2 separate regions of the Homo sapiens genome follow, and region 1 is linked to region 2. A link is a loop called in an ENCODE intact Hi-C map of the cell type or tissue named here. Cell type or tissue: ovary. All regions are shown on one strand.

The links. A loop is a pair of places that touch in the nucleus more often than their neighbours do. Peaks named below come from ENCODE experiments on the same cell type or tissue, not always from the same donor. Only the 100,000 strongest peaks of a DNase experiment are listed, where the experiment ranks them.
Region 1: it touches region 2 in a loop (2.5-fold over the local background); 6 of 110 quality-filtered maps call a loop at or near these places.

Annotation. Positions count from the first base shown.
Region 1 is chr2:30,731,762-30,734,261 of GRCh38, reverse strand. CAPN13 (calpain 13) reads left to right here. Exons shown (of 23, transcript NM_144575.3): 20 at 1,696-1,824. Among named protein-coding and RNA genes, the nearest start is that of CAPN13, 74 kb to the left of the region's middle. In ovary, no CTCF peak of the experiment used is centred here; a DNase peak (open chromatin) is centred at 1,136.
Region 2 is chr2:31,168,871-31,171,370 of GRCh38, reverse strand. No RefSeq gene overlaps it. Among named protein-coding and RNA genes, the nearest start is that of GALNT14, 32 kb to the right of the region's middle. In ovary, a CTCF peak has its summit at 1,037; a DNase peak (open chromatin) is centred at 1,090.

The DNA.
Region 1 (2,500 bases), 440 kb after region 2:
CCCTGTCTGAGTTCTCACGTGCCATTCAATTTTCCCAGATGTCTTTCCTCCCCAGCACAGCTCTAATTGTGAGAAAATAGCCGTTGCGTGATTGATACCCTATCAGGAATCGAGCTCGCCTTGGAGACGCGCTTCCAGCTCAGTATCTGGGCCATCAGGGTTAAATACCCACAGGCTAGCTGATGATCGCTCTCTCTCTTCACAGAGAGTTTGGGGCTAAATTAAATCAAATGGCATCTGTCTGCTTCAAGTAGGCAAAGGCTTTCAGCCCTGGGATAATGAGAATAATTCCTTAGGGTGCATAAGTTCTCCATGGTTCACCAAGCACTTCTGTTCGCGTCATCTCCTTTGACTGTCTCAACTACCCTGCAAACTGGGAAGGGCAGGAATCATTACCTCTACTGTCCCAATGGGGAAAATGGGTGACAAAAAAAGTTGCACAAGGAAATGGCTACCTTCCTTTAATAAAATGTAAAATCACATTTCCCCGGGTTAACACTGGAAGGATAGTCTCCATCATCCTCCCTTCTGTGGATCCTGGCCTGGAGACAGGGCAGAAAGATCAGACCGTTGCCCCCACCTGTAGCCTGGATCCTCCCCTTAATGCTTCATAATGTGGAACTGGGACTCTTCAGGGCTCGTTAAAGCACAGATTGCTGCACCTCTGATCAGGGGGTGTGGGTGGGGCTCAGGAATTTGCATTTCTAACAAGCTCCCAGGGGATGCTCATGCCCCTGGTCTGGGGACCACACTTTAAGAATCCATTAAAGATGAAATCTTTTAGAAAGACCTCACACATGACTCCAGAATAATAAAAGAGAAAAAAGTAGAAAATTGTTCAAATTCAATTCAGTAAGCCTTCAGCAGCCAGGCAAGTAAGTGAAAGGGGTGATGGAGCTCACAGTCAGAAAACAGGTGACTGAGAACAGGACCTGGCTTATCTAAAGGCATTCGAGTTCATGTTTTATTAACTCCGCTAGAGAAACCTCCTGTGTCTCTGGCTGCCGGAGGCTCATGGGCCACCAGGCTTGTCCCCATGATGGATGGTTTGGCTTGCAGGGTTCTGCTTGCTCTCTTAAGTCTTGCAAAGCCTGACTATGTGCCAGTGTGCACTTGGCCCCTGTGAGGTCGGTGCCTCCCTGGAGCTTATAACTAGAAGCACAGGATGACAAGGCGCTGAGCTCCTGCCTGCCTGAGGCCACCTTCTGCATTCTGCTCTCCCGCCAAGGGTCAGTCTTTTCCCTGGATGGACTTAGGACTGCATCTCCTTCTGCCAGGGGCCACTCCCACCTACACTAGCAGCATCCATAAACAATCCACCTACAGTCATGGGTGGGGAGGAAGGTTGTGAAGGTCATCAGCAAGGAGAAGTTTGACAGAGGCAGAGCTAGAAGCAACCCCCAGGTGTCCCAGCAGCTCTCCCATTACGTGGGAATGATCAGATGATTGTGAAGGCCAATGTATCTCCAGAGCAGGGTCTTCAGCATCTTCACGTGGTCTCTGGCCAGACTCCAGAACTAGGTTCCTGGGGCCTAACAACCAACAGGAAAGAGAAGACACTGAAGGGAGGGGGCTGAGTGGGAGGAGTTGGTGGGAGGTGGCCGGGCCCTCTGAACAGGTGTCTCAGACCCTGAGAGGCAGAGGAACCCCCGAGCCCTAGCCTCCTCTCACTCACTCGTTCACCTGTGGCCCCAGACTTCCTCAGAGGGATCTTCATCAGCCGTGAGCTGCTGCATCTGGTGACCCTCAGGTACAGCGACAGCGTCGGCAGGGTCAGCTTCCCCAGCCTGGTCTGCTTCCTGATGCGGCTTGAAGCCATGGCAAGTAAGTGTCCCCAAGGGGCATCCCAGAGACCTTGGCAGTGACCGAAGAACACAGGAGAGGACCGGACACCCCCTACCCCACCCCAGGTCTGCGTGAGGCCTCAGCAGCAGGGTGGGCCAGCAGCCTGTGTGAGGTGCCAACCGAGGCTGTAGATGGTGTGACCAGCTCCCTCCGCACCCCCCTCTCCCCTGTAGTTCCCCATCGCAGGTCTCTTTTCCTCATCACCCTGACCAGCCCCTCTCTCAGGAACAAGGTTAACGCTGTCCCCGTCTCCAGGTTGTGTTTATCATTGAAACCTGCTCTTCAGTTATGTAATGAAGGATTTTGGTCTTTGCTGCAGGAATTTCACACACAAGTGAATAAGTAGGGGCAGGAGGTCCCTCCCCAGGCTTCAGAAATCCAACTGTGTGGGCCGAAGTTTCCACACTTTTTAGCAGCATCACCCTTTGTTTTTAATGAAATCTAGTGTGAAACCCCGAGCCACAGTCGGGCCACAGTGGGGCCACCATGATTGCAGGAGAGAGGCCAGACCCCTCCCCACTCATAATCCTCTCACCGCCATGCCACGAGGCACTGCTGCAAAGCCTGCAGCTCTGAGCTGGGCAAAAAGATTGAGACACTAAGGCTCTGGGAGGGTAAAAGAGAAGCCTGAGGTACAAGCCTTGGCCCCCACACA
Region 2 (2,500 bases):
TAGAAGTGAACTGACACTAACAGTGAGAAGGCAGGGTAAGAATGCAGTCTAGAGCGCAACCTTTCTCCACTAGACTTGTAAGTAATTTAAGTGAATCCTGTCCCCCTGGGGTTCTATCCTGGCTGGCTCTGCTGGTGAACTTGACTGGCCAGCATAGGGCACTTGATGAGACCCTGGAATGCTGAGGCCAGTTGGGCAGCAAGCTTTCACCTCATCCTTCTGCCCATCTATCCAGCCATTCAAACATTCATTCGCCTGAAGACATTTATCAAGCTCCTGCAATGGGTCAGGCATCTGCTAGGCACTGGGGACACAGAGCTCACAGTCTCCTGGAGGGGGTGAGAGATGACTGACAGGTGGTCTGTGGTGCAGTGTGACCTGGGAATGCACACAGTACTGTGGAAACACGGGAGAGGCATCTAGCACAACCTGAGAGGGCCAGGGGAGGCTTCCTGGCAGGTTTCCCTTTAACCATCTTAAGGGAAAGAGGCACTAGGTAGGAAAATAAAGGGACAGTGGTGTCCCAGACAGAGGGCACTCTACATGGAAAAAAAAAAAAAAAAGAAGACACTAAAGCAAGGGATGAAATGGAGTGCTTGGAACACAGCAAGAGATTCAGAGAAGCCAGAACTTATCTCTGTTGCAAGAAAACCAAGGCTGCTGGGGCAGGCAAGGGCTGATCCCTGCAGGATCTGCCATGGAGTCTGGGTCCTTTCTTGAGAGGCTGAGCCATCATCCAAGAAGTCTAAGCCTGGTCATGAGATGCCCAATCCTTTCCTCTACACCAGAAAGGCTAGGAAGTTAACAGAGTACAGGGGGAGGGAGGTTCAATTCCCTACATTGGCCCTTAGTTCAGGGGACCTTGATCAAATAGCTTAACCTTTTTGAATCTCTACAGCTTCATCAGTCACATGGTGATGACAATATCGACCTCATAGGGCTCTAATGCAGGCTAGATGAAGTAACATATGTGAGCATTTATGGCATTTGGCAGTGCACTTAAAAACGGTGAACTCCACAGACTTCTTTGTGGGGAGGGCACCTTCCTTCCCACTTTTGTGGTATGTGCAGTGGCTTATGTCAACGCTAGGTGGTGCACGATCCCCACACCAGGACATCTTCCAGCTACAGGACCACAGATGACAGTTTCAGCACAAGCTCTTCTGGGAAACCCTGGCTAATGGAATACCTTGCCAGCCAGACTCAGCCCAAAAGGCCAGCTTCAGCCTCACATGGATTCACTTGTCTCTCCTTGTCTCTTTTTTCTGACTAGTGTTTAATTTATGTACTGTACTCTATTTTATATATTGCATTTGTTTCTGAAATTTCTTTCATTTACTTAAGTGCTCAGCTGAAGTGCATCTCCTTGAGGGATATAGCGGCACCCAGCCCATACATCCTGGCATCACAGCACCTGGTTTAGCACATAGCTCATGTTTAATATTTACCAATTTAATGAATGAATGACTTTAAAGTAATTCAGGTGAATCCTGTCATTTAAAAAGTCAGTCTCTACTCAAGTTGCTAACTGAAAATATCAATATATAAGGTTTGCCTAAAGAGACATGTGACTTCTCACTAAAGGGTCCCTCTCTGGTGGCCTAAAGTTTAGAGTCATTCTGATGCCAAATGGCAGGTCCTGACTGAAGAGGCAGTTCAAACCATCACAGATGCCCTCTGAACACGTTCTTCATATCCCGAAATTCAAGATACTAGGGCATCACTTTCTTTTACCCATTCAGAATTCCTTCTCCTGGGAGGATCAACCATTGGGTCAAGTTCCTGAACCTTTTGCTTTCAGGTCGCAAATCACAGAGTGAGTGGTGGGAGGTGGGTGGTCCTGGGCCAGACCCAGGCTCGGGAGAGGCCTGGTATTTAAGCCCCATGCTGGCTCCTGTCTTTATCTTCCATTTTAAGCCTGGGCTTGCATGGTTTCTCCCACTTGCAGAAGAAAATTATGCCAGAAGCCGCATAGCTCAAGACAGGTAGGGTGGGGTGTTGGAAAGGGCAGGCCTCACCTTGACGAGGGGTCTGGGTATTTTTGGTTCTTAAAAGCCATCCATGGAGGCTTCAACAAGTTCCCTAACTTCTGAATTCATCTATTTTAAAAAGCAATTGTGTGCTATTAGAGGGGGTTGGACTGTATAACTTCTAAATCTGCATCTGCCTGGAGATAGCAAATTTGCCAAGAGCACAGGCTGGCCTTTACAAAGGTGCCCGCCTAAGTCCAGCTGTGTCAGTTACCTTTGGCGAGTCGCCACTGTTTGACTCTGTGGTCCAGAGGCCCCTGTGAGGATCTCGTGCCACCACACACATAAGCTGATTGGCATCATGCCGGGCTTCAATGTGTGGTTCACTGTTACCCTTCACAGCCATGTTAACTGCACAGGAGAGTCCCACCTCCACTCTCCAATGGTCTGGGAGGACCTTTCTTCAATAGGGGAGAAGCCAAGTGGTTTCTGAACCAGAGAAAACCGGGCGCTACCATCCTCTGGTGCCT